Linked DNA regions of Homo sapiens: all the other regions are linked to region 1. Evidence: chromatin contacts called from ENCODE Hi-C or POLR2A ChIA-PET data. All regions are on one chromosome and are shown on one strand. The core of a region is the stretch at or near the end of the contact, and the rest is flanking DNA. Distances in the headings are between cores, read along the strand shown. Region 1 holds the start of BLOC1S1 (biogenesis of lysosomal organelles complex 1 subunit 1). Region 2 holds the start of CALCOCO1 (calcium binding and coiled-coil domain 1). Region 3 holds the start of CBX5 (chromobox 5). Region 4 holds the start of NACA (nascent polypeptide associated complex subunit alpha).

Region 1 (2,588 bases), core at 89-2,588:
AGAGGGTGGGAGGCAGAGGAGAGGGTGGTAAGCTGTAATGAAGGAGGGTGCTCTCCCTCCTGCTGAAGTGACAGCTGGACTTGGAAGGGTGAAGGGAGGTGGGCAGATGGCATCAAGTTGTAAATGCCAGGGAAGTTAACGTGGGGAAGGGGAAATCTGGCTGCTTCTCTAACCACGGCAGCTGTTCCTCCCTTGCCCAGTGCTAGGACTCAGAGTTGACTCAAGTTGCTCTACAAAGAGCTGGGAGGGGCGGGGTAGGATAGGGGAATTAGTGGAACATCCCACCCCTTCAACAGCTATTTGAGGGCCAGACTGGCCAGTGCCTAAACTTGGGCGGGGTGGGGAAGGAGGAAACTGATGTTGATAAGAGGTCCATACCCCACATTGAGGTGATCCACCAAAGCTTCTGTCAGGCAGGTCGCTGCAGTGATAGCCTCTCGCCTCCTCTTTTCTGGGGAGAGGGGGAAAAGGAATTGGAGGGGAGACTTGGTTTTTTGAGGGGTAGTGTTAAAGGTTCCCTACCCATCCATTACTATTCTGCTAGTTGCCGAAATTTCTTAACTAATCTCTGAATGCCGGAGCTGAAAAGGACCTTGCAAAACATAGCGCAACCTCTTTCATTTTAGAGATGAGGAAACTGGTACCCTGGGAGGGAAATGGACTCACTCAGGGACGCCAGGAAGTCAGCGGCAGCGCCCAGGACTCCTGACTCCCAGGCACTCTTTCTCCACTACTCGGCCGCAGAATCGGTAACTCCGAGATTTCCAGCCCGGACTCAGGAAACAAGTGCCCCACCTCCGTTCCGGTGGTTTCAGGCCTCCAAGAAGCCCATCTCTGGGGGGTTCCCCACACCCTCCTCCCTCCAGAGTCGCTCCTTCCCGCCGCCAGGACGAGAGGCTCCCAGGGCCAATAGGCAGGGCGCTCCGGGGCAGGGGCGGGGCTAAGGTGCGGCAGGTCGGGGATTGGGGGCGTTGCCGAGGGGACCGGAGTATTGCCCAAGGGACCGGAGCCAGTTGGCAAGGGAAAGGAGTTTCAAAAAAAGCCTCTCTGAAATTCCCTCTCCCCCATGCCCGTTGCCCGCTAGCTGGCGTCTTTCCCTGGATATGGTTAGTTACTCGAGATCCAGGCTCCGGGCTGAAGCTAGGCCGCGGCCGAAGAGAAAACGGCCGACAGGATATTTGGCTCACCCTGCAGCTCCTTGCGTTCATTCTGCTTGGCCTGGTGTTCTTTTAGGAGGCGGGACAGCATGGTCACGTCGGGCTGGGGGCTGGGTACGCCGGGCCCCCTCCGGCTCCGGAAGCTGGAACGCTCACCTCGGCTCCCCGGGGCCATGTCACGTGACCGCTGTGTCACGTGAGGTTGGGAACCGCCCTCTTGAGACCTTGGGTGAAGATCTTGGCGGGGAAGAGAGGTAGAGGGTTGCGGAGGGCAGGTGAAGTGTTCTTTATTGGGAGCTTAGTTTTTGGTGAGTGTTGGAAGAAGTATTTTCTAATACTTATATTGCCAAGCCAGTTTTTAACATTTCCTGTGGATCTCAGGCTTCGAGGGCTGGTGGTGTCAGGCCGTCTATCACCGTTTAATTGAGGGAGCAGAAGCTCCCTGGCCTCATTTAAATTATTCTCCTTCCCTCTCCTCACCTCCTGGCAGTGCTAGCTGGTTCTCAGTTGATTCCCAGTTCCTTCCCTCAAGGAGAGGATGCTTTCCTGTCTCTCCCAACCCTCTTTCTTCTCACTACCCCACTGAAGTCTCTCAGCTCTGGGTGATCATTGTAGAGAAGCATTTTAGGCACTTCAGACAGCCTCCTAGGGAGCTTGGCTAACTTGGCGGGCTGTGTGAATGTAGAATTTCATCTCTGTCCTTTTGTGGTCAGGAATGCGAACCCATTTCAGTGTTAGCAGAAGCGTAAGTGCTGTGCCAAAGTAAAAAGTAATTTATATAAGGCCTCTGTGAACTAAAAAGAAATGCTTCCGGGATTAACTCCAGCGAGAACAATTATAAACATCATGAGCATATTCTTGCTACTGGTACAATCTCTCTCGGTGCACCTTGCACTAACATGTTGGGTGACTTTGGGCAAGTTGCTCACCATTCTAGGTTATAGTTTTCTCTTTAGTAAAACTAGGAGAAGGGATTGGATTAAATCGGTGGTTCTCAACCCTGGCTAAGCATTAGAATCTAAACATTAGAATCACAGAAATCACAAGGCTTATAAAAATGCCGTGATTAGCCGGGTGCGGTGGCTCACGCCCGTAATCCCAGCACTTTGGGAGGCCGAGGCGGGCGGATCACGAGGTCAGGAGTTCGAGACCAGGCTGACCAACATGGTGAAACCTTGTATCTACTAAAAATACAAAATTTAGCCAGGCGTAGTGGCACAAGCCTGTAATCCCAGCTACTCAGGAGCCTGAGGCAGGAGAATCGCTTGAACCTGGGAGGCAGAGGTTGCAGTGAGCCGAGATCACGCCACTGAACTCCAGCCTGGGCGACAGAGTGGGACTCTGTCTCAAAAAAAAAAAAAAAAAAGCCTTGATTCCAGACTAATTAAATAGAATCTAAGGAGTGAAGACCAAACATCACTATATATATGT
Region 2 (3,804 bases), core at 675-3,174, 2.0 Mb after region 1:
TATTATTTTAAAATAATGAATATTTACTATTCATTCTTTCAATAAAAGTAACTGAATACCTAGCATAGTACCTGCCACATATTTGTTGAATGAATCTGTTTCACATTACTTTGTGCCTTGCACTGAGCACATAAATGCTCAGTGAACATTTGTCTCCTGTTAATGAACCAGCACTGTTCCTTAGAACAATGGGAGTTAGTATCACATGCCAGAGTTTCTGGACTGGGAGTATGGTGACTGCTTGTGCTTAAATCTTGATTCTGCCACTCACTAGCTGGATGACTCCAGGCAAGTCATTAATTGTGCCTCAATCTCATCATGTGTAAAATGGGGATAATAACAAGGCGTATTACATAAGCCTGTTGTATTAAATGGGAAAATTCTTAGCATAGTTTGAACAGATCATAAGCACCCAAGAAATGGAAGTTGTTACCATTTTTAGCTCCGAGACTGTTTTCTCGTAGACCTTTATTTTGGGCGGAAGACAAGAGCCAAGAACTCTTGAGACTTGGGTCCTTGAACAGACCTCACTCTTAACCCACTCCAGACCTTGAGCTACCTCCTCATCCAGAAACTGGTTCCCTAACTCATAAATCCTGACTAATGACACAGACACATCACCTTAATGTTTGTGCAGCCCAGTAACTAATTTTTAAGTGCCTGGAGATCTTCAGATGAAAGACACTGAGGGCAGACACCGCATTCAGTCATAAAAGCAAAACACTACCAAAAAACTTGGAAAAGGCAGAAGCTCCATAACTTAGTGCAGTAGAGAATTAAAGCAGGCACCTAGGAAGAGGAAATCAATCCTTAAGACTGTAATCCTTTAATGCAGAGCCAGAGAAAGAGGTAATTCTGAATGCCTCCGACTACAGGGATGGAGAATAGCGAGAGGGGGGACAGGATGCCCAAGTCTATAACGTGACTTGGGGTGTGGGAGACGTGTCAATCTTTCACCTCTCCTAAATAAAAACCGGAACGTCAACATGTATTGTTATCCTAATTAATTTAAGCCACTTAAAAGGCTTGGGCAAACAGGCCCCATAAGTGGCTTGTTTGTGAATTGTGACAGGTCCTGAATTATGCCAAGCTCCCTTTTCAATTTCATTCTTCTCATTCCACCGCTCCTACCACCACCTCAGTCAATTGTATCCTCTTCCTAGACCCAGAAGCCACTCTGGGGGAGCCCAGTCCAGATGTGGATATGGTCAGGCCCCTTAGCACTGAAATCCTCAAGTTGGAAAAAAATGGTCAGCTGTGCAGAAGACATCATTCTTACAAGGTCTGTCCCTGAGATTGAAGTAAAGAAGAAACTGCTATACCCCAGCTATCAGTTTCCCATCCCCAAAATGGTGGGTAGCTGTGGTGTAGTGGCAAGAATATATGACGTGGAATTAGCCAAGGCTAATGCAGTTCTACATTTCATAGCTTTGACACTTCACACCGCCTCCTTAACCGTACTTCACTTTCTACATCTATAAAGCGTGCATAACGCTTAACGCCTATCTCACAGGTGGGTGCGAAAAGTACAGGACGGGACGCAACAGAAACCGCTCTGCCCACCGTTAAAGCGTTATATGGAAGGCTTTAGAGCCGTAAATCCTCCCCAGCCCCCAACAACGCACGTTACAAACCAGCAGCCACCCCTAATGCAGCCGGCCCCCTCCTAAGGGATCATGGGCCTTGAAGTCCTTTGCTGGCCACACCCTCGTTTTCTGTCATAGGAGTGAGAACTACGCCTCCCAGGATGCCGCGGTGAGGCCGCCGTCACGGACGCCCTCTTCCCCGCCCTCCTTGCGCGCAGCCTTCTGGGATGTATAGTCCTAGATCCGAGCACGCAGCGGCAAAAGGGCGCAGAAGAACCACAAACCCCAGAAGCCCTCGCGCCCACTCTTCTCCCTCCCCTCCAGAAGTCGGAGTGCTGTTTTTGTTGTTGGTGAAAGGTGAGGGGAACAGCTGATCCGTCTGTTGGGTAAGAAACTTGGCCTAATTGGGGGCGATCTTATGGGAGGGGAGGGTCACCCCACTTTCCAGTTTGGGGAAGGATAACGTAAGGGAACTGTCGAAGGGGAATACAGGAGCGTTTGGGTTGTAACCCTTTCCGTACTGGAGAAGCCACCCCCGCTGTTTGGGGAGTTCTTGGTTTCAAGGGGACTCTGATTGGGGGTGGGGGGCGCCCCCTCGTCGTCCTCTCCTTCTTCTCAATGCGTCTCTATAAAGCTGATCCCTTCAAGGGAGCTGAAATCTGCTTATTCGCTCCCAGGCAAGACGTGTCCCCTACACGTCTTCCCTCTCTCCCCTACGCAAATCCAAAGGCCTTTACGACGCTGAATCCCTGGGGAGGAAGGGGGACCTTCCAAGGTGTAGAATGTCAAGGAACTCTAGAGCCCTACAGAGTAGGGGATGGGACACCCGCTCTCCGCCCCATCATGTGAACATCTGAATCAGGCTACACACCTACATCTTAGGTGCCCAAAACTTTCTTTCGGACATGAAGAACGTTTACAGCTGTTACGGATTTTCTTTGTGGGGTGTATTTTAGGGTTCTCCAGGTATATCTTTGGGGACAATTTACCCCCACCCTTAGAAAGCTGGAAGAATTGCATTTGGAGAAAACATGGATTAGTTTCAACCAGGAATTTTTCAGGGAGATGAACATTAAAAAAAACTTTTTGTTCTACCTATTTGGGGGACAGAAGTTGCTCCTTTTTGTGTTGCTGGCTCACCTTTATCCACTGAGTTTCTGTTTTCTTTTAAAGTTCCTGTCCCCTGGACTTCAGCCTGGTGTGGGTTTGTGATGTTTGGGGGCGTGCATATGACTAGTGACAATGGCTGGTTGGACATGTCAGCTGTGAGTGACACAGGAAATAGATTAGTGGGCTGGAAAGGAGTGATGAATAAGAGGGCCATCTCACAGCCCTGGACTGAGGAGTTCTTTTGATCGTTATTATTGTTATCTGTCCTCACCCCACCCTCATATTTTCCAATTAACTCTCCCCAGCTAACTTGGAACACCCCTTCCTCTCAACCCCATCCTGTAGTGTGTCTCCAGCTACCAATACAAACAGATGGAAGGATGGAGGCTGAGGGGAGCAGAGAGAAAATGAGGAGAGAAATACTAAAGTGAAACCAGTAGGTTTCTAGTCCTGCTGCAGGCACAGTCTGGAGAGAAGAATGTTAGGTTCTTTTTGAACTATCTCCCCTTTCCTCAACGTTAAATATACATTTCCACTTCTTGGGGCCCCTTACTTCCCACTTTCTAGTCTGTTCCCTGCCCTGGGGTGGGGCTTTCCTGGCTCCAGGCCCCCACATTCCATCTCCCCACCCCCACCACGTTCCTGCTAAGCGCCTCACTCCACCCTTGAAGTTGCCGCCTCCAGAATTCTTGACTTCCTGGAATAATAAGTCAAGGGACAGAACCTGTCTTTCCTTATATCCTCCCCTTCCCTTTGTCTCTTGGATGCCAGCAGAAGCTTTCTGCTTCCCTAGAATTCATGGGGGTAGGCAGCTCAGAGAGATGAAAAGAGCTGAGAGCTCAGGAGCCTAAGGATTTGGGCTCAGTTCCCCTCGACCCCCAGCCATATTCTAGCTCTGAAAACTCAACCATTCCTTTCAGAGATTAGTTGCTGCTTTCTGATGTCATAACTCATTCCTGGATACAGCTGGGTCAACAAGCTTAGGAGTAGGTAAGGACACCTCTCTCAATGAGAGGGCCCCACACCTCAGTTGGATTTTGTATTCAAGAGCCAGGATGTGTGGGAGATGGGATGGAGAAATGGAGGCTGTCGACCAAGTCGCAGTATC
Region 3 (3,804 bases), core at 474-2,973, 1.4 Mb after region 1:
GTGACAAACCCAAAGCCCCTGGAGCGCTTGGTGTTTGGATCTCTCATTACCTGAGAACAGTGTTAATTTATGTAACACAAAGTCTGACCGCAAAAGCTTTTGTCATTTTAACTTTGAATAGGGCAATAGGAAACTTTACACCAGCCTTTTATAAAAAGTCGTCCAGTTTCCCACTACCCTAGATTTAAGAGGTAGCTTTTAAAATCAAAGCAGGACGTTCCTTTGCCAACAAAGCTCTAACTATAATGCTATTAACTACTTTCATAAGCATTCGGAGAAGACTGCACCAAGATAAGCCAAGGAAATCGGCTGTTTTACTGCTTTGTCCCTTCCAAATCTTACCACACAGTCCGTGAGCGTTCCCCATTGCTCAAAATGGCTCCTCAGGCTCTCATCAGTTGTTTCAAAGCTCAACCCTCCAATGAAGAGCTTCCTCAGCTGTTCGGGCTCTTTAGGAGACTAGAGTGGGGGGAGGGGGAAGTGTTAAATGGGCTACAACACGAAACAATTTCCATCGAGGAAAAGAAAAACTAGACACCAACTGTGTACCTAGCACTTATTGTTCGTTCAGGTCGCAACAAGACACGTGCTTCTGCCTATCAAGGGAGGCCGTATGCTGGAGTTGGGAGTGCTAGGAAATCGCAAGCGCATGCGTCCCTAGTCGCCTTCCGACGCACGCGCAACAAAGGCTTGGGCGGTAGGGGTGCATCTCCACAATGGGACTAATCGCTCTTTAGAAAACTCGCTCACCAAGGCAAGGTTTAAAAAAAGACAAAGATCCTGTGTGCCTAAGAATTTTGCTACGAGTAACGAGTCCCGCATGATAACTCATGGTTGGCGGAGAGCGGCCTCATGGCGATCAAGAGGACAAAATGGCGACTTGAACTTTGGGAGGGGTAGGCCGTGGCAGCGACCGAAGGAACTGTAGAATGGGCTGGTGCAAGGAACGAAACCCAGCAGCATCTTACCGATTCAGGAAAGGGAGAGGAAAAAATTCAAGTGGGAAAGCGCGCCTAACTCACCTCTGACTTAGACATGACGGCAGGGTGAAGAGAGACTTTAACGATGCTTCTTCGGCGGCGTCCACGGGCAGAAAGGAGCAAGCTGACGAACGTATCTGCCAGCCTACCTTCGCCCTCTCTTTTTTACCCCGCCTCCTCGCTTTCGGCATTGGTAGACTCCGCCCTGGAACAGCTCTGATTGGATACTTGAAATCGCTTCCCCCTGCTATTGGCCTGTGGTGCCACATTGCTGTGTAACGTCATTCCTTCGGTCGTTCTACGCCGTCTCCACCCCTTGGAGTCCATTGGTTCCCGAGTAATGTTATTGTTAACCAGTCTGATTGGCCAACCGACCAATCATTCACATTTGAATCTACCTTGGGTGTTTAACATCTTTTTAATCTTCCACGCGCAAATATTACAGTCAAGTCGCTTGGCAAAGCATGATTAACACTATGTATTAGACAAGCAGCCAGGAGGTAACAATTTTTTTGCAATGAACTCTTGTTGACCGCACGTGTAGTAAAATGGCGAGTTTTGCGCAGGCGCATTAAGAAGTTCCACCTGCCTCTGAGAACACGTGAAATGGCGGGCAGGAGTAGGCAGTGAACCTACGGCGCCTGCGTGTTGGCGGGAGTTTGTCCTAGCTTTGCGCATGCGTAGTGGGCGGAGAAAAAAGGTCCGGTCCCAGGATTGGTTGCGCAGGCGCAGGGAAGGATCCGTTTTGGCGGGCGGTTGGCGTTGCGCAGAAGGCGGCGGCGGTGGTGGCTTGTGGTGCGGCCTCACCATACAGGAACAGGGCAGACGTTAGCGTGAGTGATCACTCTCAATCCCGGGTAAGTGGCAGACAGTCTTATCTACCCATAGTAGGTCTTGAACTGACTCCATTTGGGCCCGTTATTGTGTGAAATGAATGGACGGCGGGGTGGGGGGATAGTGAAGGGGCAGCGGTGGGTCGGGCCAACCAATAGAAGAACAGGGGGCGGGATGTTTTAATCCCCGTAGGTTCTTTGGAGCTGTGCAGCCGAAGACTTTGACTGGCTTGTGTATAGGCCAATTGGGTCTGCCTTGAGCTGCCGACTGATCGGCCCTTGGGCCATCGGAATGTGGGAGACGGGTTTTCCCCTTCTGAGCAGCGTCTCACTGAGCCAGTGAGCAGGAAGCGCGCGGTAGGTTGGGCTTCTCCAGGAGGCAGCGGTTTGACTCCAATGGGGAATGCGGGATCGGGCGGTTAAACGGATGGAACGAATCTGGAACCAGTAGACGGACAGCCTAAGGAAAGCGCTGGGACCAGTCGTCCAATCGGCTCTCCAAAAGAGGGAGGTCTTCGATTTGGGGTTGTGAGGAAGGGGAGTCGGTGCCTGTAATGGCGTGTGAGGGTGGATGTTTTATCCACGATGACTTCTCTAACGAAGCCTTTAGGCCTCAGTCCCATACACCTCCTTGAAAGCGTAAGTTTGCTCCTGTATTCCTCGACTTGAGCATTTTTCCCCCGCCCCCTCACCACTTGAGGTTTGGGGAACAGGAGTTGTTTTTTTTTGTTTGTTTGTTTTTAAATAATACTTTCAGAAGTCGCTTCTTTAGGAAGACTGTTAAAATGTTAGAACGAATGGGAGAAATCTCTATGTACTGTCATGGAAAGGCGTTCAAGAAATATCTCCTTCCTGATAGTGCATATTTCTACTGACAAATATGTTTGTAGGTCCACAGAAAAGTTTTGGAAAGCTACACACCAAAGTGTCAATCCTAGGGACACAGTAGGATCGAGGCAGATTAGATCTTTAATGTTTAAAACTTTGCAAGGTTAATAATTTGTGATTAAAATTAAATAAAAAATGAAGTCGATTGTTTTGTGTTTCTAGTCATAATCACATACTTACAACCCCTTTTCTGTTTTATGTAATCCATGTGCCCAGTGCTTTTATTTTAGTCTCTTTCTCCCGGGAACTTTCATATATTTCTTTTCTTTACACCATTGAAGATATCCTAAAGTCCCTCTTTTTGCTGTTCCTTTGAGGATATCTGACTTTGGAATAAAAAAGAAACAAAGAGGGTAATATTTAGGGTTCTGGGGACAGAAGATTCATCCATCACCTGGATTATTCCTTGCCTTTTAATTAGATTTCCTTCGAAGTGTGTTTTACATGCAGTCTATCTCCTTTTGGTAATGCCCACTCTGCTTATTCCAGGATCTTTTGGAGAAATAAATAAATTTTGATAACATTGGCTGTATCAGAGTCTTACTGCTTTATTCAATAATTTATTCAGGATCAAGGGAAAATATTTAAATACTGAAAATCAACTACCTATGAAATACACTTATAATTAGAGACCTTTCCGACTTTATACCAAAGACAGACGATTTTAATAGCAGTTTATGAACAGAGGAGAGATTTCCATGTTCTCTGGCACTAGCAAAAGGACAAACCTATAATTTATACCTGGCTGTAAACCTATTTGTAGGTATGCTAGTAATGGAGTTGCTGAGCTTCTGAGAACTAAAGTGATACTGGTTAAGGGTATCTGTCCTGGATTTATTTAGGTTTGGAAGGAATACAGTCTTGACCTACAGCAAGGTTTCTCAGCATTAGCACTGTTGGTATTTTGAGGCAGATAATTCTTTGTTGAGGGTGCTCGGAGTGTCCTGTGCATAGTAAAATATTTAGCAACATTCCTGGCCTCTACCCACTGTATGCCAGTAACATCGCATCACTCGCCACATCCCCATTTGTGACAGATTGTTTCCAGACATTGCCAAATGTCCGGGGAGGTAGGGATGGGGGATAAAATCTCCCTTGGTTGA
Region 4 (3,804 bases), core at 906-3,405, 1.0 Mb before region 1:
TTGTGGCAGGAGAATTGCCAGAATCCGGGAGGTGGAGGTTGCAGTAAGCTGAGATCGCGCCACTGCACTCCAGCCTGGGTGACAGCGAGACTCCGTCTCAAAAAAAAAAAAAAAAAAAAGGTGGCCACAGTCGTCTTAAAGCTATTAAATCAGGCCAGGCATAGTGGCTCACACCTGTAATCCCAGCACTTTGGGAGGCTGAGGCAGGCGGATAACCTACGGTCAGGAGTCCGGGCGGGGAGGCGGGTACCTATAATCCCAGCTACTCTGGAGGCTGAGACGAGAATCGCTTGAACCCGGGAGGCCGAGGTTGCAGTAAGCCGAGATCGCGCCACTGCACTCCAGCCTGGGCGACAGAGCGAGACTCCGCCTCAAAAAATAAATAAATGTTGACTGGTTTAGCTAATTCAGGTACAGCAAATATTTGTTGAGTTCTTTTGTAGGGCTGTGGGAAGATATGGGAGGCTTTTCATTAACACAACACTGATTTTACATTCTACTTTTCAAAAATACAGTTGTACAAAGCATGGTTTAAGGTGGGGTCCCAGACACCTAGAATAAATAAGCTTAGAATATCCAAGAAGTGCCAGGGGCGGTAGTTCACGCCTGTAATCCCAGCACTTTGGGAGGCCGAGGCAGGCGGATCACCTGAAGTCAGGAGGAGACCAGCCTGGCCAACATGGAGAAAGCCCGTCTCTACTAAAAATACAAAAAATAGACTGGCGTGGTGGCGCATGCCTGTAATCCCAGCTACCCGGGAGGCTGAGGCAGGAGAATCGCTTGACCCGGGAAGGGGAGGTTGCAGTGAGCCGAGATCGTGCCTTTGCACCCCAGCCTGGGCAATAAAAGTGAGACTGTCCCAAAAACAAAACAAACAGGCTGGGCATGGTGGCTCACGCCTGTAATCCCAGTAGTTTGGGAGGCCGAGGCAGGCGGATTACCTGAGGTCAGGAGTTCAAGACCAGCCTGGCCAACATGGTGAAACCCGTCTCTACTAAAAATAAAAAATTAGCCGGGGGTGGTGGCACACACCTGTAATCCCAGCTACTCGGGAGGCTGAGGCGGGACAACTGCTTGAGCCCTGGAGGCGGAGATTGCAGTGAGCCGAGATCGTGCCACTGCACTCTAGCCTGGCCGACAGAGCGACTCAAAAAAAAAAAAAAAAAAATCCAAGAAGTGCCCAAAATAGCAAGCAAAGGAATTGTATATGTGCCTATGTTCTTTTTTTCTGGGAAGGAGAATCTGCAGCTTTATAATTTCAACATCGGCTAAATTGTCGTGAACCTAAAACAATCAAAAGGGCCGGAATCTATTTAAAGAGTTTATTCAAGGGCAGTGTGAGGATGGACCAACCAGAAAACCTCCAAAGAATGGAGTCAGCCTTCAGAAGTAGAGAAGTTACGATTTCATTTATTTAGGGAGACAGAGGAGTTTTTAGCTGGATTACGTTATCCATACAAGGTTGGAACATAATTACAGAATTTGGTTACAAGAAGTGTTTTTTTTGGGGGGGGGGCGGGGGTACAGCTAACATTGTTTTACGAAGAGTTTAACACGCATGAGTTGCTGTCATCTGGTGACATCGTTTGAGTCTCTCTAGTCATTGAACAGAACAAGAAAAATCGAATTAAATTTATAATCTGAACTGAAGTTATATGTGACCCATCACATCTCTCAAGTTTTAAAATGGGTTTTTTTGTTGTTGTTGATGGGGGGGGAGAGGGTCCAGCAGCTTTTAAATGTTTTCACATCGTGTGTTCCAAAAATAACTGGTTAGCCTAAGTCACTTCCACCCTCCAATGTTGTGAATGCAGTCTCTAGCATTCGCTATTTAATGTCTTCTTCCTGCACTATTTGAGAAATCGCGAGGTCGACTTAATACCGCAGTCGCCACTTCGCGGACCGGAGGGCGGAGTCTGCTTAGTTCTGAGGACTGCGTGGGTCCGCGCAGAGAGCTCCTGCTAGGCCTGCGCGTCCCGTTCTAAATTCTTACCCTTTAGTCCTTGTCACCACCCCCGCCGTGGGAACGGCCTGACAGTCACTCGTCAAAGGAAGTGGCTGCCGGCAGCTCTTGACCCGGAATCGGATCCTAGTCCCACCCCCTCCGCTCCAGGCTTCCTTCTGCAACAGGCGTGGGTCACGCTCTCGCTCGGTCTTTCTGCCGCCATCTTGGTTCCGCGTTCCCTGCACAGTAAGTACTTTCTGTGCCGCTACTGTCTATCCGCAGCCATCCGCCTTTCTTTCGGGCTAAGCCGCCCCGGGGACTGAGAGTTAAGGAGAGTTGGAGGCTTTACTGGGCCACAGGGTTCCTACTCGCCCCTGGGCCTCCGGACAAAATGGGGTCTGCGGTTGGTGTCCTGGCAAAAGCAGGGTAGAAGGGCTGCGGGGCGGGCCCAGAATCCGAGCCTGCAGAGATGGGAGCAGTTGCAGTGTTGAGGGCGGAAGAGGAGTGCGTCTTGTTTTGGGAACTGCTTCACAGGATCCAGAAAAGGGTAAGGGGTCACAGCCTTAGAACCTGTAACACCGTTCTCCCTGTGACAAGCAAGTGTTGGACTTAAAACACCGTCTTTCCCCTCCTGGTACCCCAAAGTCGGCAAACGTAGTCCAGGAGGCCCCAGCCCAGCCAGTGTGAGTATTAGGAGTGGAGGGGGTTCACAGTAGCGTCTGAAGTCTCCCATGATCGAGAGCCAGCCCGGGATCCTCTCCCTCGGGTTGAGAATGCAGTGGGAATTGCTGGCCTTGATAGAGGCGTGAGGGTCACATCATATTTACCTCTTATTCCCAGGTGCTTTGGGGAAGGTTGTCACCAAACACCCTCACGATTTTTTTCTAACAGCCCTCCTCGGAGTTTTTAAGAATACTTATCTCCGGGTTGGGCAAGTGAATGTATCCCAATCAATTTAGGCCTCCTTTTTATTCCCTTCCTTCAGAAATGCCCGGCGAAGCCACAGAAACCGTCCCTGCTACAGAGCAGGAGTTGCCGCAGCCCCAGGCTGAGACAGGTAGGTTTCCCTACCCTCCTTGCCATTAATTAAAATTAACCCTAAAGCCATTTGGTGGGCAAAATGACCAAGGGGAAATACACTTTTTAGGAGGATGGGGTTGCAGCTTTACCAAGGAGGATAGACCGTAAAATTACTATCCTGGAGATACTTCTTTAGGGATTTGGAGTAAAAATAATATTTTTAAGATTCGTGGACGTTAAAAGTACCCTAGCTTGCTTTCTATGTTATGCCTGTCGCCTCAAAAGAAGCTCTCCTGTGGAACCCCCACCTCACATAGGAAAACTCAGCAGGGAATGGGCTCAGTGATTCTTACCTATTGGAACTAGATGACACAGGCCAAGGAGCCCGGAGCATTTGTGAAACTCCAGCCAGCAAGTTGCATCAAGGTTTTAGTTAGCAGAGCTTGGCATTGTGCCTTTATCACATGTCTGGATGAGATGTGTGCTGGTGGTAAATGTGTCCTACTGGGCCCCAGAGTCGTCCTAGGTCGGATAACTTGTTTATGGGTTGGTGGTGCTGAGATACTTCTAGTGTGCTGGAATAGTTCCTGCATCATTGTGTGAAACCCAGGATTGAAATAAATCCTTTTATCCTCAGCGTCGAAATTAACGACTGTGAAGGCTAATTTTAAATTCTGGTTAAAACATATCTCTGTAGAAAACTTAGGAGGAGGTAATGAAAAGTTCTTAAAATGATAGCCTTTCTGAGTCAGTTGTGCAGCGTTAAATGAAGGAAATCTTCAGGCTGTAATTTTCATTCTCACCTTTTTGGTTTTTTTTAAATTTCATTTGTTATTTAA

The links. Hi-C counts contacts between places; a loop is a spot of excess contacts on that map. ChIA-PET counts read pairs that join two places held with the same protein, here RNA polymerase II (POLR2A). Pooled maps may share reads with other maps.
Region 2: a loop to region 1 is called in a pooled map, with 12 times the contacts of the local background. The contact joins the promoter of CALCOCO1 here to the promoter of BLOC1S1 in region 1. A Hi-C loop is called at or near these places in 5 of 50 pooled maps.
Region 3: a pooled map shows a loop between it and region 1 (8-fold over the local background). The contact joins the promoter of CBX5 here to the promoter of BLOC1S1 in region 1. A Hi-C loop is called at or near these places in 2 of 168 maps with a recorded cell type or tissue (gastrocnemius medialis and posterior vena cava) and 9 of 50 pooled maps. POLR2A ChIA-PET finds 5 or more read pairs at or near these places in 1 of 52 experiments (WTC11).
Region 4: a pooled map of heart left ventricle shows a loop between it and region 1 (6-fold over the local background). The contact joins the promoter of NACA here to the promoter of BLOC1S1 in region 1. A Hi-C loop is called at or near these places in 1 of 168 maps with a recorded cell type or tissue (gastrocnemius medialis) and 8 of 50 pooled maps. POLR2A ChIA-PET finds 5 or more read pairs at or near these places in 1 of 52 experiments (CD8-positive, alpha-beta T cell).

What each region holds. Positions count from the first base shown.
Region 1 is chr12:55,714,796-55,717,383 of GRCh38, reverse strand. It overlaps BLOC1S1 (biogenesis of lysosomal organelles complex 1 subunit 1), which reads right to left and starts at 1,338. Exons shown (of 4, transcript NM_001487.4): 1 at 1,188-1,338; 2 at 379-451. The coding sequence starts at 1,332. It overlaps BLOC1S1-RDH5 (BLOC1S1-RDH5 readthrough), which reads right to left and starts at 1,350. Exons shown (of 6, transcript NR_037658.1): 1 at 1,188-1,350; 2 at 379-451. It also overlaps a transcript of ITGA7 not described here. RefSeq lists enhancers at 634-873, 1,154-1,293.
Region 2 is chr12:53,725,572-53,729,375 of GRCh38, reverse strand. It overlaps CALCOCO1 (calcium binding and coiled-coil domain 1), which reads left to right and starts at 1,924. Exons shown (of 15, transcript NM_020898.3): 1 at 1,924-1,972. It overlaps LOC105369774 (a long non-coding RNA gene), which reads right to left and starts at 2,797. Exons shown (of 3, transcript XR_944973.3): 1 at 2,727-2,797. RefSeq lists enhancers at 1,772-1,831, 3,149-3,804.
Region 3 is chr12:54,278,041-54,281,844 of GRCh38, reverse strand. It overlaps CBX5 (chromobox 5), which reads left to right and starts at 1,723. Exons shown (of 5, transcript NM_012117.3): 1 at 1,723-1,837. It overlaps HNRNPA1 (heterogeneous nuclear ribonucleoprotein A1), which reads right to left and starts at 1,119. Exons shown (of 11, transcript NM_031157.4): 1 at 1,023-1,119; 2 at 343-459; 3 at 1-50. The coding sequence starts at 1,037. It overlaps SCAT2 (S-phase cancer associated transcript 2), which reads right to left. Exons shown (of 2, transcript NR_157844.1): 2 at 2,782-3,193. RefSeq lists enhancers at 1-598, 1,341-1,400, 1,411-1,500, 1,791-1,840, 1,359-2,118 and 1 more and a cis regulatory region at 24-2,324.
Region 4 is chr12:56,723,650-56,727,453 of GRCh38, reverse strand. It overlaps NACA (nascent polypeptide associated complex subunit alpha), which reads left to right and starts at 2,155. Exons shown (of 9, transcript NM_001365896.1): 1 at 2,155-2,191; 2 at 2,931-3,002. The coding sequence starts at 2,933. RefSeq lists enhancers at 2,080-2,209, 2,300-2,349, 3,409-3,528.